Linked DNA regions of Homo sapiens: all the other regions are linked to region 6. Evidence: chromatin loops called from intact Hi-C (ENCODE). Cell type or tissue: MCF 10A. All regions are shown on one strand.

Region 1 (4,000 bases), 66 kb before region 6:
GACAGTTGCTTTATCTACAAAATGAGAATAATATCAGTAATTTACCAGGTCATGGTGAGGATTAGATGTAGTAGAGCATTGTAAAGAATGTAGCTAATAATTCCATGCAATCTAATAAATGTAGCATGTGAGAAGGCAGTTGTGCTAGTTATCTTTTGCTTTGTAACAAATTACCCTAAAACATAGTGACTTAAAACATAACTTAGTGACTTAAAACAAAAACTTATTATTTTATAGTTTCTTTGGGCCAAGAATCTATGCATGGCTTAGCTTACTGCCTCTGGTTCTAAGGTTTCTTACAAGGCTACAACTAATGTATTGGTCAGGGCAGCAATCTCACTCGAAGTCTTGACTGGGGGAGGATATATTTACTCACATGGTTGTTGGCAGGATTTGGTTTCTTGCTGTATTGAGGTCCTCATTGTCCTGTTGGCTCTCTCATATTCTTAGCCATGTTGCTTTCTCCATAGGGCAGTTCAAAACATGACAGCAAGCTTCCCAGAAAATTAATAAAAGAGAAAGAGTGTCCAAGATGGAAGCTATAGTTTTTTTGTAACTGAACCTTGAAAGTGATATCCTATGACCTTATACCACATTCTATTCATTAGAAATGAGTCACTAGGTCTGGCACATACTCAAGGGGATTGGCATTACCAAGGGTGTTACCAAGGGCATGAAGACCAGGAGGTGGGGATCCCTGAAGGCTATCTTAGAGGCTGCTGACCACAGGGGGGTAAAGTGTGAATAAGAGTAAAAACATACTCTGGAATAAGACTATACCCAATTCTCCTTATGAATGGAATTTCTCTACATGCTAAAATTTATTTGTAACTTTAAGATCAACACTCATGGCACATTTGTGGTCACTTGCAGGTATTCTTAGAGCAGCAAAAAATTTGAGTCACTCAACACAAGCATTCCTAGCTGAGGTGGGACAACAAAGTGACACTCTGCTTTTTTCATTTCAGCTCTCAGCCTGAGAACAAGTGTCTCTTTTGTGGTCTATTTAGTGCCCCATTTTTTCTCATTTTTATGCTTCATGATGGTGATTTTGTTGTTTAAAATGGTCCCAAAGCATAGTGCTAAAGTGATCCTAAGTAGAAGGCTGCTGTGTGCCTTACAGACAAAATATATGCGTAAGAGAAGCATCATTTGGGGATGAGTCACAGTGCTGTTGCTATAAGTTCAGTGTTAATGAATCAAAAGTGTATATTGAATAAGATATCTTTAAACAAAACATAATTAAAACAAGGTTATATATTGATCAGAGGCTCAAAGGAATCTAACCCTGTGTTTCCTGTAGGAGCAACTGTTTAGTACTTGTTAATTCAGTGCTCACAGCCACTTTATAGAACATAACTGCCACAAATAATGAGAACTGACTGTGTTTGCGTAAAATCAACTCCACCACTTGCCCAGCTGTGCCATCCTGGGAAAGCTTCTTAACCTCTCTGTGTTTTATCTTTATTAAGAGAAAAACAGGGATACCATAGGACCTACAGCCAAGGGCTTTGGGGAGGATAAACTGTGATGTTCCTGGTACAGCAACTGGCACACAGCAAATGCTTAATAAATAGGAGATATTATTATAATTATTATTGTCTGAGTTCAGTTTCTTCATGATCATAGCAAATTTTCCGGAAGTGTACTTTCTTCTATTCTGGGACAGTATCTGGTGCAGAGTAGGCACTTATGAAAGATATATTAAATGAAATAAGAATTCTCTGATCATATTAGGTGGAAGATCAAAAGCTGGAAGAAAGCAAGTTCCTCTGTTCCTGGTCTCTGGGTTTGATATTACCATTGTGGCTGGCAGGGGTGGGAGGGCGTGAAACATTATAAAAACTCTCTCATTAGAACCCACATCAAGACACTAAATCCATAGCATTGACAGACTGTTGACTCACCTCCCCCTGGAACCCAGAGAATGCCCAGCAGATGGAAATGTACCCAAGACGAAGAAGCCGTGGTATTTTCCCCATGTCACCAGGCGTGAAGCCAGAAGTGGATTTGGCAGTAGTATACAATGGGATTAATCATCTGTAAATAAGTCACCTACGTTGCCTTGGAGATGATTTTTTCATCTCTAAATGCCAAGTCATCACCATAAGAACTGAGGTGTGACATCCGTACGGCCTCTGGGCTTGGTATCTGACCTTGCATTTGCAAGTTGCTCTTCAAGCTGTCTTTCCTCAAAATGGAAAGCATTTGGGAGCTGTCCACTACAGACTATCTCAGGGAGAGTGTGTAGGTGGATTTCAGGGGCTACAACCATTAGTCCTCTCTTAGGAAGCCAGAAGTTATGCAGGAGGGTTATTGGTGGCACAGCTAAAGGAGAGTGTGCATTGTATCCTGTTTCTTCATGGCATCCTGATGAAGCTGTGTGACTCAGAACCAGTTAATTTCTCTGAGATTTAGTTGTCCTCATTTGTGAAATAGCATCTATTTTGCAAAGCCTATGGAAACTGACCCAGATGAAGGAGAAACTTAAGCATATTCTTGGTGGAGTCATATCGCCACCTACCCCTTCTTCTCAGGGTTTAGTAATAGCTACTAACAATAGCTAACTTTAATTGAGCACTTATCTTGTCCCAGACATTATCTCATCTACTCTCCCCTTAACACTATTGTTATTTCCATTGAACAGATGAAGGAACTGAGACACGGAGATGTGAAGTAATGTTTCCAAAGTCACATAGCTAACAAGTCGGGGAGCGGGAATTTATCCCCAGCCTATCTGACTCCAGAGTCTGTGCTAACGTCTAGCAGCTTCCCTTAAAGATATCTGTATTTTAACAAGGGCATCTTGGAGACAACAAGATACATGCTGGAATTTCAGGTGGAACATTCGGCTAGTGAGAAAGACATCTGCAGAAAACAGGCCCTGCAGCACGCCTTACCCATGATTATCTTCCTCTACTTGAGAGCTGACCACAGTGCAATCAAACTAGAACTCAGGGTTGAGAGCTGACCGCCTAAAGTGGGATTGGAAAATTAAACTCACTCATTATTTCTTCCTTCTTAAATAAAGGACTATGATTAATTTGGTGTATTGAGCTGTGATTAACTCTGAGACTTTAGGGTCTCAGAGTTTACGGGGCTGAAGTGCAAGGGCAGACGCCCCCCAAATTCCACAGACCCTCTCCCACTCCCCAGCTTTATTTTTCAGCATCTGCTGGGCCTTGTCACTACTCTTCCCAACAATTTCTGAGCTAGCTATAAAAATCTCCCATTTTACAGACAAGAAAGTGAAGGCAGAGCAGTTACATGACCTAACAAGATAGAAAACAACTAATAGATATAACTGGGATTCATATCCAAGGGTGCCTGGCTTCAACATCAGACCTCCCTTTCCCGACATGGTCACCCCAGAAGGCTTCCCTGATGCTGCAAACCTAGGCCTTGTGCCAAAAGGCTTCATGAGTCTGGCTGCTACTAGGTGGCAGCTGAAACTGTGGAGTGTGCGGTGTGGCTGTGGAGTGTGGCAGGTGATGGGTGTGCCACAAAAAACAAAATCCTCTCTGGAGACAGACAGAAGATGTGGCCTGGAACACCAGCTCACATGTATTAGGGGCTTAATGTGACTCGGGTTGTAAGTTACCTTTTATCACACCAAGGAGAAATGGAACTCGAAAGATTCTTGTGCCAGAATTCCTACCTTGGATGTCAACCACAGTTTTGAAGAATGTTTCTTATTCACGTCAAAAAGGTCAACTTGTAGGCCAGCACCACAAAAATCCCTTCAAACATGGAATATCTTTCAAGCATTAATACCTTGAGCTGGAAGCAATAGAGATTTTTTTTGTTTTATTTTAAGACATAGGACAGATTCTGACACCCAACCCTAGAGCAATTTGGTGCCTATTGAACCAAAAATGGCTGCAGCAGCACGCACTGGTGCAAGTATAAATTGAAATAACATTCTGGAGGACAATTTAGCAATATGGATCAAAGAGATTAAACATGTGTGTAGTCTTTTATCCAGCCATTCTGCTTTTAG
Region 2 (4,000 bases), 72 kb after region 6:
TGGGGACAGACTGGAGGAGAGGTGGTGGCCTGGAGACTCTGAGGGCAGGTGGACGTGGCGCAGCATGAAGGGTCAGGATCTGGACTCCTGTGTTGATTCCACCAGCCCTGGTAAACCATTCAGAGCTCCTGAGCCTCACCTATAACCAGCTGCCTTGTGGGGCCATTAGGAGAAACAGGATGGGCTTCACAAGAGCCCATCTCTTCATCTGTCCCCTGCTCTTTTCCCCAAGAGAGGGGAATAGCACAGCAGTGAGCAGCCCAGGCTGGGAATGAATCCTCCATCTACCACTTGCTCACTACATGACCTCCCACAGGTTTCTAAACCAACCTTCTGCCTCAGTATTGTTTAAGGGTCTGGCACATGGTTAATGAACAGTTTTTATGAAATGTAAAAGAATGCAAGAGAGTAATCTGATCCCAAGGCGGGAGTGAGAAGAAAGCTGGGTGTGGCGCAAAGGTAGATTCTTACTGTTGGTGTCTTAGAACTTGAACATTGTCCTGTCCCCACTATTCTCCCCGCTACATTTCCAGGTCAGGGGCATATTGATGTGCAAACCTCTGGCATGGCTGGGCTGCTGGCCCTGGGATCCTCCGAGAAGCCGCAGGTACTAAAGCCTTTCTCTTAGTTGTGACTGAATTGAGATCCATATGTGCTCTCTACCCTGTGGAAGTGGAGTCAGAGAGATGGCAGTTTAAATTCCAGCCCTGCCACTTAGCTGTGTGACCTTGGCCAAATCAGTTACCCTCTCTGTGCCTCATTTTCCTAATGTGTAAAATGCAAATAATGATAGGTAGCACCCGCTCATATGGTGGCACATTACTGGATACATCCACATCCCCAAAACAAATGCCATGCTCTCCAGTCTCCTTGTCTTTGCATTTGGTCTTTCCTCTAATACTCTCTTCCCTCCTCATCTCTGTCTGCCAGAACCCAGACTAATCCTCAGGGCCCTGCTCAAATGACCCCACTTCTGGGAAGTGTCTCCAGGTGTTTCTATCGTGTGTGGCCTCCTCTTCCTTCTGGTATCCTGGACATACAACCTTTCTATGGAAGTCACCCTGGCATGGGGTGAATGATACACATATGTTATTCCTAGCCCCCTTCTTGACCATAAGGGTTGGAATCAGACCTGGGATTGACTCCAGCTTTGCCACTTAATAGCTGTGTGACCTTGGCTAGGTTACTTAAGTTCTCTGATCCTCAGTTTCCCCATCTGTAAAAAAGATGTAACAAAACACCTACCTCATAAGGTTTGTGGCAAGGATTAAGGGAGGTAATGCCTACAAAACCTTCAGCACAATGCTTAGCACATCGTATGTCCTTAATAGGAGTAATGATTATTAGCACTGAGTAGGTGCTGAGTCTGAAAGGCTTTCACTTGAAATTCATTCCTTAGGGGCCCCCTCCAATTCAGATAGCTTCCAAAATGCACATCTTGGGGTTAGTGATGGCCCCAGGGAGGGGCAACTGGTGAATTCTCAGTAAAGACTTAGCTGCTCTTTTGACATCAGAACTTTTGGTGCTTAATGGAACAGCAGAGAAGAGAAGACAAAGAAACAGAAGCTTGAAAGGAGTTCCAAGGAGACCCACATGTTCTGTGTTTAAACCTCAGGACAAACTTGCAATGTCACCATTGATGACCCTGAGATTCAGAAGAATTAAGTGACTTACTCAAGGCCTTACAACCAGTGGAGACATACCCAGATCACTTTTACTCTAGGGCTCATGGAGAGAAGAGGCGGTAGGTGGAGGAAGGGGAGAGAATGCTCATCCAGCAAGAGCACACACTCTCATTATACAGCAGGCAAAGCAATCTGTGGAAATGTATGGTCTTATTTATGGAAAATTAATTCAGCATACAACTTCATCATAATACCATTTCTCGAAACATTAACTCCCATCAATGTTGTAAAAGTCTGAGAAGCTACAAAATGTCTTTTTCTAAAACCTCCTATTATCTATAAACATCCACTTTTCAGGCCAACCAAGATTTCCCTCCTCTCCCGTTTGCCCTGTTGGTTTTAAGTCTAGAAAGGTCTGGAGTGGCTGTACGTGTTAATGGGGCTTGAGAAAGGTTCTCATCAGCCTGAAAGCCCAGGGGAAAGCAAAGCTCACTTTAACTGCTCTGTAAATTAGAGTCTCCCTTTTTGGTTTAAATCCACAGACACAGATGTCTTACCTTCACCAGTCCTAGAAACGGTGGTGAAGAATTCTTCTTTCTCTTGGCCGATATTGCCCTCTAGTGATCCAACTCTACTTGAAAAATAGAAAGAATCCATGAAATAGACAAATGACTCCTTCACACTCACTGGTTCACTCACTCACCTAGCCAGCCTTCCCGCCACTCACTTTCTCATCATTGGTTACAGGCCTATTAGGCACCAATCAACATGGATTCTGGGATGCCCTAGGTGTTGAATGATTCACCTGCAAAACCTAAGAGTCTGGAGAAAATGGCCCACATCTGCAATCCCAGCTCTGCCTCTTAAAGCCCCAAAGACCCTGGGAGTGGGAGTTAGTCCCCCAGGCTGGACCTGTTTCCTCACCATGGAGTAGAAATACCAACTTCTCCATCTTCAAAATATACAATATAACATGCATATCCTCTTAATCTTATCTTTTTTATTATTTGTAGAGATGGGGGTGGGGTCTTACTAGGTTATGTTGCCTGGGCTGGTCTCAAACTCCTGAGCTCAAGTGATCCTCCCACCTTGGTCTCCCAAAGTGCTGGGATTACAGGCATGAACCACTGCACCTAACCTTATCTTTATTTTATTTTCACAACCAACTCCTGGAGCACACTTAGATTTTTATCACAAAGAAAAAGCAGAGAAGCGCCAGGCACAGTGGCTCACGCCTGTAATCCCAGCACTTTAGGAGGCCGAGGCAGGCACATCATGAGGTCAGGAGTTGGAGACCAGCCTGATCAACATGGTGAAACACCATTGCTACTAAAAATACAAAAATTAGCCGGGTGTGGTGGCGCGCACCTGTAATCCCAGCTACTCAGGAGGCTGAGGTAGGAGAATCGCTTGAACCCGGGAGGCAGAGGTTGCAGTGAGCTGAGATCGCACCACGGCACTCCAGCCTGGGTGACAGAGCGAGGCTCCATCTTAAAAAAACAAAAACAAAAAGAAAAAGCAGAGAAGCTACTAGGTAAGCTCAGAAGCCTTAGGTTCAAATCCTGGTTCTGCCAGTTACCTACTTTGTTACCGTGGGCAAACTACTTAACCTCTCTCTGTCTCTTTTTTCCTGTCTGTAAAATGAATAGGATTGAGAACAGTTTAGGTTTGCAAACTTTGGTATAAGCAAAATTCCCTGGCAAGCTTATTAACAGGACAGACCCTCCTTCTCAAATTTAACAATCTGGAAAATCTGAAAATGGCCCTGGACCTTCTGAGCAGTTAACAAGCTGCCTAACAATACACAACAGCCACTGAGAGCAAGTGCGGTTGAGCCAGCGCACCGGTCCTCAAACTTGGCTGCACATTGAAATCAGCTGGGGAGCTTGAAAATGCTGACGGCCCCTCACACACCCCCACTAGATTCTGACATAACTAGTCCAAAGTAAAGCCTGGCATTGGGATTTTTAAGAATTGCTGGAGCAATTCCCCTGTGAAGCCAGGGCTGAAACCCCACTTCCTTAGCCCAATGCCAAAAAAACTTAATAAATGTTGAAAGAAGTCCTACCAATACATCCACATCATGACTCAAACACTATGCTTTTATTCAACACTAACAACAAAATAGTAAGCCTCTATCAGGTGCCAGGCACTGAAGATAGAGCCATCATCAAGCCAAAACAAAAAGACAGAAATCTCTGTGCTCAGGGAGATGGCAATAATGCTGCAGGCCAATTTGTCATTTTGCACTGGGCCCCCAAAATTATGTAGCCATCCCAGTGAGTTGGGGCTGCATATCACAGATGGCCTTACAGCTCACAGTGAGAACTCTTTTTCTCTTTGAGATGGGAAGCATTACAACTCCCACAGTTTTC
Region 3 (4,000 bases), 450 kb before region 6:
GGATGACACAGACCCGTATTGAAACCTCTCTTGAGTTATTGGCTGTTCAGCTTTAGAAGAGTTAATTAGCCATCTCAGCCTCAATTTTCCCATCTGTAAAATGGGGACAATATCTATGTCATAGAGTTACTGTGAACACATGAAAATATCCATGTAAAATACTTGACACAGAGTCTGACATCTTGAAAATAATAAATAGTGACCATTTTCTAAATATACTTTATATCCTGACCCATTCTCTTCCAGGAACTCAGCTCTGATTAGCCCCACTCAACTCAGATGGACTTATTTATTCTGTACCCCATAGAATTCATACAAGCAGATCATATTTTGTTATTTTATTGTTTGCTTTTTCATGTTAAGCCATCCCAGGTCTGGCTGAATCCTAGTTCATCACCCAGATTGTAAATTCCTTCTGGAAAGGAGCTATATCTTCATTTCTTTTCTTTTCCCCTCCAGATTTGTATATTTTTTTTATTTCAAAAGTAATACATGCTGAATTTAAAAAATACGTATTACAAAAAATCTGTTAAGTCTAGAGTGAAAATACTCCACTTAAGCAGAAGGGATCAGAGTTAACAGTTTTATTTGGAATCCTTCCAGATTTAAAAAAATGGGGTCATACTGCACATACCTTTCCCCAAATTGCTCTCTTTGCTTACAGTATGTAAAAGATATTTCCTTGTCAAAGTACGTGGTGCTATTTCACTTCTCTCCCCACCCCACAAGGGCTGCATTACATCCTACTGTCTGGATAGATGGTAGTTTTATTTAATGCCTTCTCTATAGGTGATTTCCAATTTTTGGCTATTACGGACTGCAGTGATGAAAAGCCACATGCATTCACTTTTTCATGCACATTTGGGTGTTTCTGTGCAATAAATTCACATGAGGAATCACTGGGTCATTTCCACATTTAAGCCCTGACAGCCAAATTGCCTTTTGAACTGGTTGTACTAATTTACCCACCTATCAACTGTGCCTGAATCTGACATTTTCCCTACAACTCCCCACCTCTGGGCTCTTTCAGCCTTTTTAATCCTCACTTGTTTGGTAGGTGAACACTGATCTTGCCCTCTTGTTCCATTTGCATTTCATTTTATTTTGTCCTCCTTTGCACCCTGAACAAGTCCTCAGTGACTTCTGACAGGGAGTCCCCTTTTTTATTGGAATGGGACTCCCTGGAATAGAATCCTGGCTCTGGCCATGTGACCTTGGGCCAGTTTCATACTGTCCCTAAGCCTTAGTTCCTCATCAGTAAGATGGGCTAATAATAGTACTGACCTCTCTGATTGTTGTGAGGATTAAGCAAGGTAAAAACATGTAGAGTCCTTATGAGCACTCTGGATCCCAGGTGTCTGTCACTCAGTCAACTCTGCATGAATAGTAATTAACTAAATAATAATTATTGTCCCTGTAAATCCCTGATTGGGCTGGAAATCTAATTTTAGGAAACATATTTGGGGTCTATTTTACTACATGTATCATTTTGGGTGAACTGCTTTCCAGTTTTGTGCCTGTTTTCTTTCTTTAATTGAGTGGTGTGAGCTGGGTCTTTTTCAGCCTTAAAATTCAGAGTTCTGGCTGGGTATGGTGGCTCACACCTGTAATCCAGCACTTTGGGAGGCCAAGGAGGGCGGATTACCTGAGGTCAGGAGTTTGAGACCAGCCTCGCCAACATGGTAAAACCCTGTCTTTACTAAACATACACAAATTAGCCAAAATGCTCGCTTGAACCCAGGAGGTGGAAGTTGCAGTGAGCTGAGATCGCTCCATTGCTCTACAGCCTGGTCTGTGTCAAAAAAATAAATAAATAAATAAATAAATTCAGATCCCTCATGAAGTCAGAGACCAAAGCCTTGCCCATCCCTGCTGGGGCGTGCCTGCTTCCCTAGACTTTCACCACAGCGGGGCAGTGTGGGTCAGGGACTGGACCGCCAGGCTGCCACAGATGCCACAAATTTTTCGACCCCCTCCTTCCTCCTTCTTCCTCTGCCAGCACAGTAGCTGCTGGGATTAGGGGGGTCCCGTTTGCTGCACTGGCCTGCCTTGGTGGAAACCAAGAAGCTGTCGTTAAGTAACAAGATGCTAAGCCTGTTAGGCATGTAAGAGGATGTGTGGCAGGGATCGTTTCCCCTGGGCAGCCAAACAGACCTGTCACTGGAGAAGAGTGTGGTGGGTGAAGCTGCTGGGTGAGGGGAGTAAATACAACAGGAAGTGTGGGTTCCTGGAAGGCCTGGACACTCTGTGCTGGAAGTCAGGGCTGCGCTGGGCTCTTTAACAATGCCACTAACCCCCTGTGCATGTTCCCGAGCCTGGCCCTGAGCCTGCCTCCGCTTCCCTTGCTCATGGAATGTTCCTGATGCTCCTTGCCCTGCCTCTTGGAATCATGGCTCGCCAGGCCTGGGAAGCCTCCTTCCTTAATGGAGGGCCAGTGAGGGTGAGGGGAGTGACTCACTCAAGGTCACTCAACTGGTGAATGGCAGAGTGGCCACCACGACCTGTTCAAGTTGCCATTCATTTGCTTCAGCAAATATTTATTGAGGCAGTGGAGTTTAGTGGTTAAGGACCTGCTCAGACATCACAGGTAGGTAGATCTGGGTTCAAACCCTAGCCCTGGCATTCTCAGCTGGGCGACCTTGGAGAAGATCCTTAAGTTTGGTGAGGCTTGGTTTCCTGGAAAATTGGGAGGGTAATAATTATTTTCTGTACGGATGAGGTGAGCTCAGGCTTGGTAAGTACCTGGCACATTGAAAGCACTCAATAAGTATAGCTATGATGACTGCTTTGAGCGCTGCTACTGTTACAACTGCCAGCACCGCTGTTACCACCAGTACCACTGCTACCAAGATGAAGAAGGTGGTGAAGAGGATGAGGTCTATGTGCTGTGTGGGCATTGAGACTTACCCTACTGCTCTTTCCAATACCAGCTGAATTATGGTCTCCACGTGGTTCCTGAACCTGCTAAAATTGTGGGCAACATTCCTATATTTTCTTGGTTAGGGTCCATAGCTGTCGTCATGGTCTCAAGGGGATCAGTAACCCTCAAAGGGTTGAGACTCCCCCATCCCAGGTCTAAAGCTTGCTAAGCATTCATCATTCTGCCACCTGGACCACCATTTACTTAGCGCTTTTCTTTGCGTCAATTAGTTTTTGGTATCTCAATTCTTTTGAAGGAAGCTTTCTATCACTATTTTAAAACTTGCATCATTTACTATAAATAAAACATCATGGTGGAGAAAATAAGATGAAAACAAAACAATGTTTGTACCTCCTGGATAGCTCCAGACTGTGGTGTGAATGAGGCCTGCTCCCTCTTTCTCGAAAAGGGAGATTAGCAGTGGTTGAGAGGTGCTGAAGACATTTTGGCCCTAAACTGAGAGGCACTGCTCTCTGAGGAACCTAAAGGATTGAAAGAGAAGTGAACAGGGAACCACTTTGTCTCTGGAGAGCCCAGGCCCTGGCACACGTAGTAGGTGCTGAAATAGATATTTGCTCAGTGATGGACTGACTGAATATGTGACTCACGGTTTCTTGTGCTATCTCTAGATGTCATTTCAATCTTGCACACCACCCAAATCCATAGTGAATTTCTCCTGCTATGTAGGTGCAGCCCTGGGAAACCACATGTGGGAAGCATTTCTATTATTTTATTCTTTTTTTTCCGGGGTGGGGTGGTGAGGGGAGGAGGGATAAATCGAGGAACAGATGTTGCCGTGAGCCCACCCACATCACTTAGTCTTTGAGTGCCCAAGGGCGATTTAGAGGGACTGAGAAGTGCAAGGGTCAAAGGCTCACATTGAGCAGGATATACACAGGGAAAAACATTTCTTGGCTGGACATGGCCCCAGCAGGTCATCCTTAAGCTGACATTCAACAAATCTGAACAGTGAACAATGAACAGTGGAGGTCTCAACACTCCGTGAACCTGAGGGCCACTCATCAAAACCTCAGGGCATGTCTGTAGAATAGCAGCTACCATTTAACAAGCTCTGACTCT
Region 4 (4,000 bases), 260 kb before region 6:
CATTCTTTATTCCAGTCACACTGGCCTTTCCCTGAGGGCTTTGCCTGGCCTGTCCCCTCTGCCTGAAGCACTGCCCCTCTCACCCATGTTTTGTTACTTTCTTCTCATCCTTTAGATCCTGCGCAACTGTTACATCATTAAAGCATCCTGTCCATGCCTTTTAGAATACAGCAGTCCTCACCTGCCTTCTCATAAGACCACTTACCTGTGTCTGGGGGCACTCTCATGGTGGGAATTTCACAGTTATTTGTGTCTTTTTAAAAATTGACCTATTCCCTTCCAGAATTAATCTCCATGAAAGTGGTACCATGTCTGTTATTGCCCTCCAATGAATTTCTAGTGCCTATCACAGCACCTGGCACACAGTAAATACTCAGTACATATTGTAGAATAATTACATGAATTCCGTTTTTCGGTTGCCAGCACCAATGGATAGAAGAAGCTTCTTTAAAGACCAGGGCTGTGCCTCCTTTTCACATGGAGCTCATTGAAGGCCACTTCGCCCATACCCCAGACCCTAGAAGAAGCTTACTGCATTAGCCCTAGTCTTGCAAATGGCTCTCTGGCCTTTCAAGAGGATCCGTGAAGGGCCTGGGTGAGGCGCTATGGCATCCATGCCTCTTCCTAGTTGTTCTCCTTTCCTCTTCTGCAGAAACTCTATCAACCAGGGACAGCCTGAATGCCTCCTTCACCAGGAAGCTCTCCCTGATCTTCCTTTCCCACCAGTAGGGCATTCATTCTGCCGGCTTTGTTACCAATAGAACTGATTTCCCTCTGTCCTTGTAAATGCAGCTGGCTATTGTCTGAGCTGTTAGCTCGTTTGCCCTCTGGCTAAGTCGCTAGCCCTCAAACAGGTGCCTGGGGTGAACCCGCTCCCAGCTTCCTGTTTTCCACTTTTCCTCCTTTGCCCCCATTGCTGCAGGTATACTGAATGCTTTTCAGTTTTTCAAACCCGTCATGATCTCTGGCACTTCTGGGGTTAGGCACATGCTGTTCTCTCTGAGTGAAACTCTCTTCCCGAACCTCCTCTCCATATGCTTAACTTCCAATTAGCTTCCCAGCCTTGGCTTCAAAGTTACTGCCACCTGGAAACCTTCTTTGATTGCCTAGGTTAGGCTGGGTGCTCCTTCGCTGTATTGCGTGTGCCTCCAGCCCCCTAATGTAGCGTTTCTCACACCTTGTTTACCCGTCTTCCCTGCTAGAACGTGCGCTCCATGAGAGCTGGGACAGGTCAGTGTTACCTCGCTCACCTGGCACATGGTAGGTGCTTACTAACTACTTGGTGAATGCACAAAAAATAAATTAAGGCTGCCTTAGTCACCTTTGTAACCCTCTGTCTCCTCTGCCATTGTTCTCTGCACACAGCAGAGCTCGAAAATATTTGTCGGGTGGAAGGGGATGGAATTGAGTCCCCCCAGGTAAATGCTTCTGGACATATCTCAGAAAGAGTGCTATACGGTGAGCTCCTCGCAGCGGGACCACTCTTGTCCATCTCTGTAGCACCAGCACAGGCCTGGGCACACGGCAGGGATTCCACAGTGCTGCCACATTACTATTTTATTGGGTATACTGAGAGCTCTGCCACCGCTGGCAAGCCCCTTTCTCTCTCTGGCCTTAGTATCCCCATTGTAAAGCAGGGATAATCACGTGACCTGCCTTCAGGGCTGTTTTGAGGGTTAAGTGAATTATGACCTTAGCACATGTAGTAGAGCGATGAGTATGAGCTATTGCTCTCCCCTTTGTCACCTGCCACATCACATCTGTTTTTTTTTTTTCTTCCGGGCAAGGGCTGGCTTTGAGCGCCAAGCTGTGGAACCCAGGCCGGTAGCAGCCGAGGCGCAGGCCCCAGGTCTCTCCGGTTCCCGCCCGACCCCGCGCCACGGTCCTCGCCGTTTTGCTTTCGAGACACACCTGGCTGCTGCCGCGCGCCCCGGGCGCAGCCGCCCTTGGCCTGGCGCCCCCGCCTTTTTGCGGCCGGCGCTCGTGGAAGTTTCCGCGGCCGGTGGTGAGTCACTGCCCTTTTTTTAGCAGCCGCGGTGGATGTGCATCATAATTCACCCAGGCTCCCGAGAGCCCGGCTGCTGCCGCCGCCGCCGCCGCAGACGTCAATGCAGACGAGCCCGGCGCTCGGCCCGGTGCGAGGGAGGAGACCCAGGTCCGCGCCGCTAGGCCGCTGCCCCGCTGAACAGCCGCGCGACGCCCTCCCCGCGAGCTAGGGGCGGAGGGCGCTGCGGAGCGCGCCCAGGAAGCTCACCCCTCGGGGGCGCCTTGGAGCCGAGGAAGGGCAGGCTGTGAAGACAGAGCGGGAGAAAAGCCAGGAAGCAGGCATCTGGGCGTCCGTCCACCCCTCATTCAGTCACCTGCTCTACCGTTAGCCATTCAGGCTCTCACACTAAGTCACTTAAGACCCCTCTCTTTCATCCATCCACCCACCCACCCATCCACCCGTTCGATCATTCATCCACCCGTCCACTCTTCTGCCAACCACCTACCGGCCTTCCTATTCAGGCATTTGACATACTAAGTTACTTAAGGTCCCCTCTATCCACCTGTCCATAGCACACATTTATTTACATCCCATCTCTCTACCTGTCTCAGTTCATCTATCCATCCATTCATCTATCCATCCATCCATCCATCCACCCACACCCTCACTCGTTTAAATTAGTATCTGTTATGCTGGATACTGGGAACACACAGATAATTAGGGCAGCATCTCAACCTGACTCTCTCAGAATTAAAGAAATAGGAGCGATAGAATTCTATTACAGTAGGATAAGAACTGTAGTAATAGTAATTAGAGTAATATAAAATAGTAATAATGTAGGCTAATGATAGTAACCCTATTACAGTAGGATAATAATAGTAATAGTAGCAGCTAATATTTATTGAGCATTTATTGCTAAGCAGTGTCCTTAGCTTTCCATATGTATATCTCATTGGAGACTTACACCAGCCCTGGGAGGTAGGTGCCATTATTATACCCAATTTTCAGGTGAAAGAAACAGAGGCTCACAGAAGTTGGAAAAGTCCAGTGCTTACATAGCTATTAAATGACCAAAATGGTTAGAAGCCAGTGCTTCTTGCTAATGTCCTGGCTGGCATTTGTTACCTGTAGAGGTTAGCATGTTAAAAGGAGTTCAGTTGGATCAGTTATGCCATCTCTCTGAGCCTTGCTTTTCTGTAAAAATAGGGACACCATTTAGGGATAAATGTGTACTGTATATTAGGCCTTGCATCCATTTGCAAGGACTGAAGTGTCTGAAAAACTTATTACCCACCAAGATTAGAGAATAAGAATAGGGTATGGAGAAAATGAGATGTGCCTATTATTATTATTATTATTGTTATTATTTTAATTTTATTATTACTATACTTTTAGGGTACATGTGCACAATGTGCAGGTTAGTTACATATGTATACATGTGCCATGCTGGTGTGCTGCACCCATTAACTCGTCATTTAGCATTAGGTATATCTCCTAATGCTATCCCTCCCCCCTCCCCCCACCCCACAACAGTCCCCAGAATGTGATGTTCCCCTTCCTGTGTCCATGTGTTCTCATTGTTCAATTCCCACCTATGAGTGAGAACATGCAGTGTTTGGTTTTTTGTCCTTGTGATAGTTTACTGAGAATGATGGTTTCCAATTTCATCCATGTCCCTACAAAGGACATGAACTCATCATTTTTTATGGCTGCATAGTATTCCATGGTGTAGATGTGCCACATTTTCTTAATCCAGTCTATCATTGTTGGACATTTGGGTTGGTTCCAAGTCTTTGCTATTGTGAATGGTGCCGCAATAAACATACGTGTGCATGTGTCTTTATAGCAGCATGATTTATAGTCCTTTGGGTATATACCCAGTAATGGGATGGCTGGGTCAAATGGTATTTCTAGTTCTAGATCCCTGAGGAATTGCCACACTGACTTCCACAATGGTTGAACTAGTTTACAGTCCCATCAACAGTGTAAAAGTGTGCCTATTTCTCCACATCC
Region 5 (4,000 bases), 230 kb after region 6:
TTTTAACATCTGACATTCATATAAGCCTTTGCTGCTTCCAAGTCCTTCCATGGGAACTGTCTCATTTGACTTTGCCACAGCCTATGGGAAAGGCAGACAGGTGCAGAATTTTTTTAAGTAGAAGGAAGCAAAAGTTAAATGAGTTGAAGTGACTTGCCCAAGGTCCTGTTGCCAATAAAGAGGGATTTTAGTCACATGTTTTTCTGACAAACCACTGGCTCTTTCAAAAGCCTTATTTAGGAAGCTACAGCAGTTCTCCTCACAGATTATCCAACAAGAAGTAATAGCAATCAGTGCTCCAGAGAATTAAGAACTGGGAATAAAAGTAAGAGGGATTTGTATTCAATTAAATAATTGATTTACCTCTAGATTCCTGAAAAGTCATCAGTTTGGCCTTTAGTGTAACAAATTATACACATACACTAATGTGTGTTCATCATAGCCATATTGGTTTATGGAAACATCATTAAAGCTTAGCAGTCTTTGTTTTTGATATTTTTAAGGTTTTGTTTCTACTGTTTACAAATGTTCTTAAAAGCTGTAAGTTCAGCTTTTAAAGCTTTTTGGAAGCAAACCAGCATTTTAATGAGTAACAGTTCATATCAGGAAATATCCTTATGTTTGCATTTAAGTGCTTGCTTACTTCCAAAGTGTTTTTACGAAATTATTAATGTGGGAGGTGTGCAAGATTTTAAACACTTTACATGGAAGCTCATTGACATTACTAGATAACTGACACCATTTTTAGCCCTACAGGATGCTTCGTATTGATTTCAGTTCTTATAAGGCACTAATTTCTCAGAAGTCTTTGCTAAATCTATGAAACTGATTACAAAAAGATTCTCTTAAGATTTAAACACTAAGCACTCTGAAGAGATGCCTGCAATCCCAGGATCACTGCAGCATTATTTACAATAGCCAAGATATAGAAAAAAACAAAGTACTTATCAAGGGATGAATGGATTTTTAAAATATGGTGTATATATATATGAATACTATTCAGCCTTAAAAAACTCAGGAAATTCTGTCATTTGTGACATGAATGAAGCTAAAGGACATTATGCTAAATGAAATAAGCCAGGTACAGAGAGACACAATACTATCTCACTTATACGTAGAAATCTAAAAAGTCAAACTCACAGAAGCAGAGAGTAAAAGCGGTTACCAGAGGTTGGGGAGGGCGGTGGTGGTGGATGGGGAAAGATGAGATGTTGGTCAAAGAGTACAAAGTTTCAGTTTAATAAGAGGAATACATTCTGGTGATCTATTGCACAGCATAGTGACTACAGTTAATAATAACGTATACTTCAAAACAGCTAAAAAAGAGGATTTAAAATGTTTTCACTACCAGGAAATGATAAATATTTGAGGTGAATATGCTAATTAGCCTGATTCAATCATTCCACATTGGATATATGTATCAAAACACTATATTGTACCCCATAAACAACTGTCAATTAAAAATTTAAAATATTCAGATGTCTCACCAAGACTCACGTAGCAAAACTAAATCTTTACATAAATATCTAAGCATTTAATCTTCACAGACATTTCTTGGGCTAGTTCATAAGAAGATTGAATTTTGATGTAAAATACTTCATTGGAGACCATAACAGTTCGTCCCTTGAGAGAGCTCTGTTGAGTACTTGGGATGAGAAAACTCAACCGTTTATTATTCATGTTTTATTACCATTCTGACCACCCAATTGTTATTAATACCTAAAAACCAAGCAATAACCTAAAATGCAACTAATCTGCGTTTTTTTGCATATCCTTTTTTCCCAGTCCCTATCCTGTAGTTCCTCTTCCTCTCAAGGAACTATTTTACTTTCCATGAATAAAAAATAAGTTTCAGTTGCTTACTGTAACAACCTGTTTTTCCATTCCTTACCTTTTACACTGAAGAGCTGCTATAGGTATCATTAGTCCAATAACTGATTTCGGTAACAAAGACCTGAGGGGAAATTAGAAACTTCCCTCTGAATCAAAGATTTACTGATGTTCTGTAGTTTTTAGGCTAAATATACTTCGTATAATACTGTTTTAATGCTTAACACATGTATCTGATAAAAATAATTTGTGGTTTCACCAAAATATGCATCCAAATTAAGTGATCTATTGATTCAATTGTGTGTGCCACACACATAGATATATAGAGATGGAGCTGTTCAATAAGCCATGAGATGCAGAAGACAAATGAAAACTCCCACACTCTATAATGGTATTAATCACATATAGCACGTTATCTCAACAAGCTCAATGACAATGTTCTCCGGAGTGGCTTAATTAAGCACAGCAGCTAAGAAGCTTTGGTTTGGGCACCACCTAATGGCAGAATATGTTTTTGTAAAATTCTACTTTGCTCCCTGTGATTTGCTAACTTTTGTATTTTAGTTTATACTGATTTCGAAAATGTCTGCCCGTTCTTGACCTATGTTAATAGTTTAAGTGTTCCATTTTCTTGAGAAGATTAAGCCCTTTCCGTGCGTACTTTGGAATAAGTTGTCTTTTACAGTGGGAAAAATGTACCAATGAAAAATGAATACTCTAAAATTTCTGTTCTATCCTTAAATATTTAAATTTTACTTCATAATTAAGAAATATATTTTAATTGAATCACTTTAGAGTCCTCAAACTCTTCTGCACTGTATATCCTCAAAACCTGTCACAAAGAAAATAGTATATATTTCTGAAAAAAGGTACTTATTAGAATTAAGTAATTTTATGTATCTGATTAGCTGCTAAAACTACTCCTGAATGTATAAATAGTGATATACACACCTTTAACATCACCATACACATTTAAGTTTTTGCAAGAGATCCTTGCCTGAATATAATGTTCATTTTGTCATTCAACAAAGAGGTAAAATATATGTGGTAATATAGAACAGATAACGAATGTTTTAAGAAAAGATATTTATTATTTACACCACTGAAATTAGTCCTGTAAGAACAATATACACCATGTTTCTTTAAAAGGATCAATTCCTTTCAAATACAAGAACTGTATAAAGCAATATTGTCAACACAAAACAGTGGTCACATTACGTATCTGCAGGCTTAAGCATTGCAAATAATATATTTTTTTAATCTTATGGCTAGATATTTTCACTGAAACAGTGTTAGCACTTAGACAAGATATAGCTGGAACAGAACAAAAACTTTTTGTTCATGCTTTTTAGGAATGAATCAGTGATATGTCCCTTTTAAAAATTTATTGCCTTTAACTGCTTTTATGACAATGGTTTTAGGAAGATTCTACTTAGCCACCAAAAAGAGACTCATTCTTGTTCCTTAGTTTTTATTCTTCAGTCTTCTGTTTCTCATACTAAGACACAGCTGTGTCAAGACTGACATTTTCCAGCTTTACTTGGACATGTACACACATACAGGCCTAACTGAGACCGCTCAGAATTTAGAAATGTAACTAGTGGCATACAGAAGAGAAATTGTGTCTATGACAAAGAAATAAAAAATTCTTGGTAATTTTAAGCATAGCAAACTAGGTTCTTTAATTAAAAAGTTTTTTTTTGTTTTTTTTTTTGGTTTGTTTTTAAAGGGAAAAGTACTAGTTTCAACATGGGTTTGGTTTTAGATTTAGTCAGACAATAACACAATGAGACAAAAACACAAAACATAACTTGTTTCCAAAGTCACAAAATGACATTGTTGAGTATACATTTTTCTCCACTTTGTGTGTGTGTGTGTGTGTGTGTGTGTGTGTGTGTGTGTGTGTGTGTGGTGGGAGGGTGGGGTGGTCAGTAACCAACGCTGGAGAAAATATTTTTCAAGCGTAACAGAATATTCATATAGGGGACAAGCATTTTTTAGCATATTGCTATCATCTTCAAAAAATATAAAATTAAATTTACAAAAAACTGGAAGACCAAGTATAAGCAGTATGGTATTTGCTTCAGTGTCCAGCACTATCATAATGATTTCTAGCATAAAAGCAAGAAGTTCTTGGATCTTAAGTATCTTCAATAACTGCCAGTATAAC
Region 6 (4,000 bases):
TGTGCCTGATGTCCCAATCTTGCTGTGGCAATGGCCTTACCTGCAAATGGCACGCAGCACATAGCTCTAAAACAGCAACAGGACAAGGCAAGTGCAAAAGGAAATGCTCCCAGTGTGCCCATCATCATTTTTCTTGCTAGATGGAGGGTATTGGAATCTATTCCTCATCTCAGAGGTGGGCAAACTGTGGAAATCAAACCAGTGGGTAACACCAGGGATGTAGATTAGTGGAAGTCAGCCGACTCTCAGAGAGGCAATTATGTAATAATTATAACATTGTTATGTAACAATTATAAAGGGGACTTCCAGACCACTTCTGAGACAGACATCATGCCAAGTGCTTTATGCACTATCCCAATTAATACTCAGAACAACCTTGTGAGGCAGGTACCATTATTATTCACATTTCACACATGGATGGCAAAACGGAGGCTCAAAGGTCCTAAGGGCCTTATCCAGGACTACAGAGCTAATGAGGACAGCTGACTAATGAGCAAATGAAGACAGTCCTCTTGTCTCCTAGTCTGTATCAAAGGAATATCAAAGGAATCTGGTCTGAGAAGGCCCAAAAAGAAGAGCTGCCTTTTTTTGAGTATGTGCTAACCTTTGAGGAAAGGTCTCTGTATGGTTGCACATAGCGGCTCTGTGAGGAAGATGTGCTTATCATCCTCATGGAACGAATGAAATGGGTTCAGTAGATGAGTGGGGAGCAATAAGCTTAATAGGATGGATGGAATCGAGAGGGTAGGTAAGTCTGGGAGGTCTGTGAGTCATCTACATAGGATTGGCAGGTTGCTTTTAAGGTTTCCTTTCTTCAGCGGTCACTCTTCTATTTAATATTCGACTAGCAATAGTCTGAACCTGTCCCTCTCCACTGGACCACACCAGCATGAGGCATCTTCAGTTTCCTTCCCTGGTTTTACTGTCACTCCCTGAAGAATGCTTACTGCTTTGTCCAAATCCCTTCAGGTGACTTTTTGTCATCTTTAGACACTGGGGCTTTGTTTATCCTGCTTTGTCTCAAGTTGAACATTCGAGAGCATCTAATGCACAACACCAAAGTTGGCACTTTGGTCAGCTTCCCAAAGCTGACACCGAGTTCTACCCGTGAATGGGGCATGAGGGCCAGGCCCACCTTTTTATACAATACTAGGGGAAGTGATGGTGCCCTTGGCTGGCACTGTTTGAATGCAGCAGCCCCAATGAAAGTGCCTATCTCCCACATTACCACACACACACCAGCACTAGGTATTAACATCTTCAACAAGTGAAAAATTGATTGCTTTTAAATTCGCATTGCAAAACAAATATTTTACACTGCAAAGCACAAAACAAGTTCAAGTCCAACATATAACGTTAGTTAGAGGGCACACAATCTACATAATGACAATGTTAGTGTTGTCAGGACAAAGACCTTTTTTAAGTACTTGCTAAGTACCAGGTACTCTGATAAACACTTTATATACTTTAATGACCACCCTGTGAGGTAGCTATAGTTACTGTCTTGTTTACAGACAAGGAAGCAGAGGCACAGAGAAACAAAGTAATTTAACTTGCTCCAGGACTTAGCAAATCAGTAACTGAGCCAAGACAGCCCCACTAAGGCAGTGGAGCATCCAAGAGGGACATGTTTGGTGGGCCTTAGTCTCTCCTCTGTCAACCACTTTCAGGTGATTCAGGCGTATTATGTCCTTCTCCAAGCCTCTGCTACTCATTGTTAAAGTGTTGGAGACTCACCTGGTTGCTGTGAAGACCAAATGGGAAGGGGATGGGGGAAGAGATAAAGAGGAGAGAAAAAGAAGAGATAGAGAGAGGGAACGGGAGGGGAAGGAAGGTCAACGTCCCTGATTAACAGTAGCATAAGCTGTAAAAACATCCAACACTCCGATTATTTCCACCAAAGACATTTCTTCACTAAATTCTGGGCAAGCCAGGCCACTGACTATGGATGGGGAACCTAAACCTGGTCACTTCCCATTCCTGGGCACCCTCTCTGCAAAAAGAACAGAGTTGATTATCCCTGAAGAGTCCCTAGAGCTAAAGAATGTGTCATAATGGGGGACCTAGCCGAGTGGAGTGACTCATGCCTATAATCCCAGCACTTTGGGAGGTCGAAGCAGGGGGATTGCTTGAACCCAGGAGTTTGAGAACAGCCTACGCAACATAGTGAGACCTCATCTCTACTAAATGTTTTTAATTAGCTGAGCATGGGACCTGTAGTCCCAGCTACTCAGGAGGCTGACACAGAAGGATTGCTGGGGCCCAGGAGTTCGAGGTTGTGGTGAGCTATGATTGCACCATTGCACTTCAGCCTGGGCAACAAAGTAAGACCCTGTCTCTAAAAAAAAAAAAAAAAAAAAAAAAAAACTGAGTTGACTCATACCTTCTTCCTGTTCCCATCACCTGCCAAGCAGCAGATGGGTCAGTAGCCACCAGCGACACCTGCAGGCGGCGGGAAGCCCTGCAGCTGCTCAGGACGAAGGCTCAGGACTCCGTGGTGTTATTAACACTTCATTGAGTTGAGGGAAGGTCTTTGATTTTCTTTAAATCGAAAGTCTGGGGGAGAGTTCGTGTTTGTTAAACAATCTCATGCATCAAGAAGTATAATTCCCAGGAATTTCCACTCTGCTACCTGTTTCGTGAAATGCAGCAAGGAAATTTGTACTGTTCTCTCATAGACACATTCAAGACTGATCTAAATTTCAGATGCAGCAAGCAGTGGCCTTGGTTTCATTTTTTAAGGGTAGTATGAAGGTATTCCATGTCCCTCAACAAAATCCTCTCTTTCCTAAGCCTGTTGAGAAAGATTTACTTGCTATTATCAATTAACTCCTTTGGACTAGGCTCTGACCTCTTTTTGAAGAGCATTTTGAAAATGCAAACTTTGTGATAGAGATAATCCATTAAGTCTCTATCACATAGTGTAAATGACCATCAGGCTGCTCATTTTAATTATTCACTCTATAAATCTGGGGAAAACCCCTCGACTCTCTGTGACTCTGTTTTCTCAGCTGTGAAGTGGAAATAATGGTGACTGTAAAGATTAGCTGATGCAGCCCACATTAAGGGCACAATGCCTGGCACAGTCAACATGGAAGCGATGGAAGGCGTGGTGGTGGGAGTCATAGTAGCAGCAGCAGGAGAGGAGTTATTGTTGTCCACACCAAAAGAGATGAGGAGAAGTAAGACCAGTCAGTACCTGGAAGGGAAAAGGAGTACTAAAAGGAAAGCAGATAGAAGACGAAAGCCACCAACTGGGCCATTTTGCTGAGAGCTGATCCTGGTGACTACATGGCAGATACAGACAACCAGGGCGCCTGCCACCAACTCAGCAGGAGTTAGGTCCCAGGCACCTCAGCTCAGACACTGAATTCATTCTCTTTGAATCTTCGTAAGAACTGGATGAAGTAGATTGTACTTATAGCCGTCATTTACAGTTGAGAAAACTGAGCCTCAGAGAGTTAGGGCAACTTGCCTTAAAGGCATACAGCAAAGAGGCAACAGAACCAGGATCCAAACCATCTCTGTCTGGCCTCAAAGCCTAAATGGCCAACTCAGAACCACTGCCCTAGGAACCATAGGCAACATCAAGCAGCTTCATTTCTGCCTATTCCCTGGCTCAGGAGGCTGCAGCAACAGGGTGGGGTGGGGGGTGGTTGTGGGGGTACAGTGCACGTAGCTCTTCTCTCTTCAGAGTCTGGAGATTATAACCTTGCAGCAAGCAGACAAGCCCTAGCCCAGGAAGGGCTAGATCTGAAGCCCTGCTATCTGCTTCATTTCATCAGGCTGCCGGCGGCCGAGCACAGGAAATTAAAAGCAACTCGTAGATCATAGAGCGTGGCACCCAGTGATCTCAGACAGAATCCATCCCCTTCCCTCCCACTTTTCCTTGTGCAAGAGCATGGCTTTCAGCAGTCTGTTGCTGAATTTGTGCAGGGAATCAGGCTGCCCTAGTCGTTAGGGCCCTGGAGGCAAACAAGGAGACCCCGCCTTCGGAGGG
Region 7 (4,000 bases), 220 kb before region 6:
AAAGAGAAAGCCAAGCATGGAGGTGGGATGGGGTAAGCAGTTACTGTCTTCTTTAGGGCCCCATGAAAAGGCAATTCCTGAGACAGACTAATCACACCAGAACAATGTGTGTTCACCTTCTTGCTAACTGGCTAGCAGCTGTTTCCAGATGCCCCCCATTTTGGTTATGTAAGCCGGGCTCACCCACATGCAAAGCCCTTCTCTATGAAGCTCAGCAGATGCCATTAACTTCTCTTCATTCTGATGGGATCAGTCTCTGCTTGCGAGAGCCTTGAAACTGCAGCTCTGCAATGCTGGCACCAAAGTCAGGGCGCAGAGCTGTCTGCAAAGGCCACCCTCTGTCCACAGATGATGCAATGGGTCAGTGTCTTTCTCACCATGGGGACAGCAGTTGACATGGAAACGGTTGTTCTTGCTTCTACACATAACCATTACGCCTCACCCAGGCTTACCAAATGTTGAAAATATTTGTCTGCCCAGCATCCATTTTTTCTACCTCTAGGAACTGCATCAAGATTATCTTCTGGGAAGTCATCCTTGCTGAACTCCCAAACCTGTTGTTTTAGATAGTATGTGTTCTACCCCAGCCCTAAGCCGAGCATGTGACTTATACCTGGTCAAACTAAGTCACAGGAAGTTTTTAGTTATAGACATGTGACCCATTCTGTATCCATGAGTGTCAGCTCTGGGATTCTGCTGAAGTGATTAGGAAAGTGACAGGGTTTTGCTGGCTGTTGTCAAGCTGATGAAATGAGCCTGGAGCCGTTGGTGTCTTATCTTTCCCACAAGCAGCATAGAACATGCTAGAAAATACAGTTCAGAGGAAAAGCAGAGTTGAGGGACTGAGAGAAACACATTTACACTGATATGATTTGAGCATCTGGATTCAGCCTCACCTGGATTTAACTACAATTTTAGACTTTTCAATTATATGAAAAAATTTATGTCTTTTTTGCTGAGGGAAGTTTGAATTAGGTTTCTGTCACCTGCACCCCAAAAAGTTCTGATGAATGTACAGAAAAGTCCTGATGAAATGTTCTCCCTTCACAGAGATTTTCACAGGAATTGGGCAGAATTAGACATAACTATGAAAGTGCCAGTTTTAAGCAACCAGTACCTTTCTAGAAGTGCTGTTAGGTATCAGTGTATCAGCACATGACAATCAAGAGCTTAGCTGGCAAGCACTTGCTGTGTACCCATGGTGGGAAGCAGGGCCGACTAGGGTCCCTGTTCTCATTGAGTGTGCAGTCTAGCCAGGAAGGCTGAACTAACATAGGTTAATACTTTAAGCAGAAGTTCTTACCTTCATGGCCACGGTACATTGGTGAGTCACAATATATTATGAGTTGTACCACAAGTAATTTGTGACTCATGAAGCTAAAGTACCAATATTATTGACAGATGATTTAAAAAACAAACATGAATTAGAGTAGATTCAAGGTTATCGCAATAATAATGTCATATTCATTCACTTCGTTCTCTAGGATGTTTTCCTGAGTGGGAGAGAAAGAGTGGGCATAACAGCTATGGCCCACGCACCCCTGTCTCCCGGAGTGTGTTGTTCCCAAAGATGTCATCTACCATATGTGTTTAGGCAATCATAATAATGTCAGTGTGAAGCAGGAGGAGGAGGAGCAACAGCAGAAGAATTGCTAATGTTTACTGTGCACTGATGAGGCAATAGGTACTATGCTGAGTGCGTTACAAGGATTGTTTCATTTAATGTACATGAGAAACCTCTATGTACTTTTTCTCCTGTTTTGTAGTTGAAAGAACAACTAGCTGCTGAACAGAGTGAGTCTGTCTCAAGTACTTCTGGAGTTCAGAGAAGGGAGAGCTCAGTATAGGCTAGAGTTGTTGGGAAAGGTCCCAAGGAGGACGTGTGACTTAAGCAGGGAGAAGTAGAATCTGTAAAAACAGAGGAGCCAAGGAGGACATTGCAGGCTTTGGTATAAATGAGACAAGTACAGTACATAGGGTGCCAGTCTCACCCTCTGGACACCTTTAGTGTTGGTACCAGGATACTGCATTGGTGTTGAGCAATTGCATTTGTCTTGCAGTGGCTATTCCACACATCCCATCCTACCTCCAGGACTTTGTCCAAGCTGTTGCTTTTATCCTTGCCCCTGTGGCTGAGTAGCTCCTGAGTGATACTCTGGACCCTCTGAGGTTCTTTCTACCCTCCCTCGAGAAGAGAAGCTGCTCCCTCTAAGAGAAGCAAAGCAAATTATTCTTTCCTTGGCTGCCTCTTCCCAGGACTCTCCACTGTGGTATCCCTCCTGGGCCCAACCCCAGCTACAGATTTTTCACATGCTTCTCCTTGGCTGGCCCCAAAATCTAGATCAGCCTCTCCTGCATGCCAAAACAATTAGGTTGGTGCAAAAGTAATTGCAGTTTTTTCCATTACTTTCGATGGCAAAACCTCAATTACTTTGCACCAACCTAATTGTTTTGGCATGCAGGTTTTTGGCATGTGGTTTTTGCCATTACTTTCAATGGCATCCTGAGACAAGACTTGATCTTATCACTTCCCATGTCAAAACCTTTAAAGTTAAAAATGAGCATTTAGTAAATGCTTAATGTGTGGCCAGCCCTGTGCAAGCATTTGTATGCATTGCTTTATTGAATCTTCACCAGGAGTCTGTAAAATAGGACTATGATCATCTATCTTTTATAGATGAGGAGATTGTAGCTCAGAGACGTTAAGTAAATGATGTTATGTTGGAAGCAAGGGCAGCTGCATGGTGCCAGACAGACCACACTCTTAAGCACGATGCTCCCATCCCTCTAACACATCAATTGTTGTCTTCAGGATAAAATCCCACAGCCTTGACCCAACAATCCAGGCTCTCCACCATCAAGACTTGATTTAATTCTCTAGTCTCCACTTCCCACCTTGCCTGACAACACATTTCAACTGCTGGACCAGACAAGATGGCATGCAGTTCCCCACCTCTGTGCCCGCATTTGTGCCTGGTTCTCCACCAGGAATGCCATCTTCACTTGTTGATCCACCCTTTAAAATCTACCTTTTCCAGGAGTATTTTCAATTCTTTCTCTTACTTCATTGTTACCAAAATTAAACTCTGCCTCTCCCATGTATGTCCTTCGTATAGCTTTAGAAATGCATTGCATGGTCAGTCTTGCTTTTCTGTTATTTGCATGCAGTTACTTTATCATAAACCCCTAACAGGCAGGAAGTGGGTTTTACTTTTCATGAGTTTCTCATGGGCGCTTAGATCAGAGCCCTGCCCTCATGGGTAGGTTCTGTTCCCCCTCTGCCAGAAAGCAAAAGGTCCTTCCCAGAACTTCTCTCCACCTTCCTTCATCCAAAGCTGAGTCTTGTTTTTCATTTGTTTGTCAAATAAAGTGGATGGGCTTAAGACAGAAAAGGGCCATGGATATACCAGGCATATAGCAGTGCAAAAGGCAAACACTGTTTCTAAGCTAAAGTTTTCTCCCTGATGTTCCCAAAAGTCCTATCTTATTTATGATCCCTGGCAATTGCCAGCTTCACATCATGGTGAACTTTTTTTTTTTTTTTTTTTTTTTTTTTTTTTTTTTTTTTTTTTGAGACGGAGTCTCGCTCTGTCGCCCAGGCCGGACTGCAGTGGCGCAATCTCGGCTCACTGCAAGCTCCGCTTCCCGGGTTCACGCCATTCTCCTGCCTCAGCCTCCCCAGTAGCTGGGACTACAGGCGCCCGCCACCGCGCCCGGCTAATTTTTTGTATTTTTAGTAGAGACGGGGTTTCACCTTGTTAGCCAGGATGGTCTCGATCTCCTGACCTCATGATCCACCCGCCTCGGCCTCCCAAAGTGCTGGGATTACAGGCGTGAGCCACCGCGCCCGGCCGGTGAACATTTTATTATGCAAACTCAAGGTGCATTGTCCTCATGAGCTAAGGATCCTTAAAGCTAAGGTTCTGTAATGATATTGCATTATAAATTGATTTTATTTCCCAAAATGATAAAATAAAATTGATTTTATTTCCCAAAATGA

Evidence for each region. Peaks named below come from ENCODE experiments on the same cell type or tissue, not always from the same donor. Only the 100,000 strongest peaks of a DNase experiment are listed, where the experiment ranks them.
Region 1: it touches region 6 in a loop (8-fold over the local background); 5 of 110 quality-filtered maps call a loop at or near these places.
Region 2: it touches region 6 in a loop (5-fold over the local background); 32 of 110 quality-filtered maps call a loop at or near these places.
Region 3: a loop joins it to region 6, with 11 times the contacts of the local background. A loop is called at or near these places in 20 of 110 quality-filtered maps.
Region 4: it touches region 6 in a loop (4-fold over the local background); 18 of 110 quality-filtered maps call a loop at or near these places.
Region 5: a loop joins it to region 6, with 10 times the contacts of the local background. A loop is called at or near these places in 2 of 110 quality-filtered maps.
Region 7: a loop joins it to region 6, with 2.5 times the contacts of the local background. A loop is called at or near these places in 2 of 110 quality-filtered maps.

What each region holds. Positions count from the first base shown.
Region 1 is chr5:159,580,094-159,584,093 of GRCh38, reverse strand. It overlaps LOC105377684 (a long non-coding RNA gene), which reads right to left. Exons shown (of 20, transcript XR_941139.3): 13 at 3,659-3,780; 14 at 377-494. Among named protein-coding and RNA genes, the nearest start is that of LINC01845, 120 kb to the right of the region's middle. In MCF 10A, no CTCF peak of the experiment used is centred here; DNase peaks (open chromatin) are centred at 633, 1,143, 1,993 and 2,373.
Region 2 is chr5:159,442,906-159,446,905 of GRCh38, reverse strand. No RefSeq gene overlaps it. Among named protein-coding and RNA genes, the nearest start is that of LINC01845, 21 kb to the left of the region's middle. In MCF 10A, a CTCF peak has its summit at 2,235 (motif pointing left); a DNase peak (open chromatin) is centred at 2,235.
Region 3 is chr5:159,963,656-159,967,655 of GRCh38, reverse strand. The region is part of intron 1 of ADRA1B (adrenoceptor alpha 1B); the gene reads right to left. Among named protein-coding and RNA genes, the nearest start is that of TTC1, 43 kb to the left of the region's middle. In MCF 10A, a CTCF peak has its summit at 1,929; a DNase peak (open chromatin) is centred at 1,895.
Region 4 is chr5:159,771,508-159,775,507 of GRCh38, reverse strand. No RefSeq gene overlaps it. Among named protein-coding and RNA genes, the nearest start is that of LINC01847, 98 kb to the left of the region's middle. RefSeq lists enhancers at 521-1,028, 1,706-1,795, 1,444-1,956, 1,906-2,035, 1,957-2,471 and a silencer at 2,206-2,255. In MCF 10A, no CTCF peak of the experiment used is centred here; a DNase peak (open chromatin) is centred at 2,027.
Region 5 is chr5:159,284,938-159,288,937 of GRCh38, reverse strand. UBLCP1 (ubiquitin like domain containing CTD phosphatase 1) reads right to left here. Exons shown (of 11, transcript NM_145049.5): 11 at 2,902-4,000. Among named protein-coding and RNA genes, the nearest start is that of UBLCP1, 24 kb to the right of the region's middle. In MCF 10A, a CTCF peak has its summit at 2,331 (motif pointing left); a DNase peak (open chromatin) is centred at 2,297.
Region 6 is chr5:159,514,468-159,518,467 of GRCh38, reverse strand. The region is part of intron 2 of LOC105377685 (a long non-coding RNA gene); the gene reads left to right. It overlaps LOC105377684 (a long non-coding RNA gene), which reads right to left and starts at 2,891. Exons shown (of 20, transcript XR_941139.3): 1 at 2,384-2,891; 2 at 41-184. RefSeq lists an enhancer at 2,509-2,558. In MCF 10A, a CTCF peak has its summit at 2,462 (motif pointing left); a DNase peak (open chromatin) is centred at 2,437.
Region 7 is chr5:159,733,783-159,737,782 of GRCh38, reverse strand. No RefSeq gene overlaps it. Among named protein-coding and RNA genes, the nearest start is that of LINC01847, 140 kb to the left of the region's middle. In MCF 10A, no CTCF peak of the experiment used is centred here; DNase peaks (open chromatin) are centred at 1,332 and 1,632.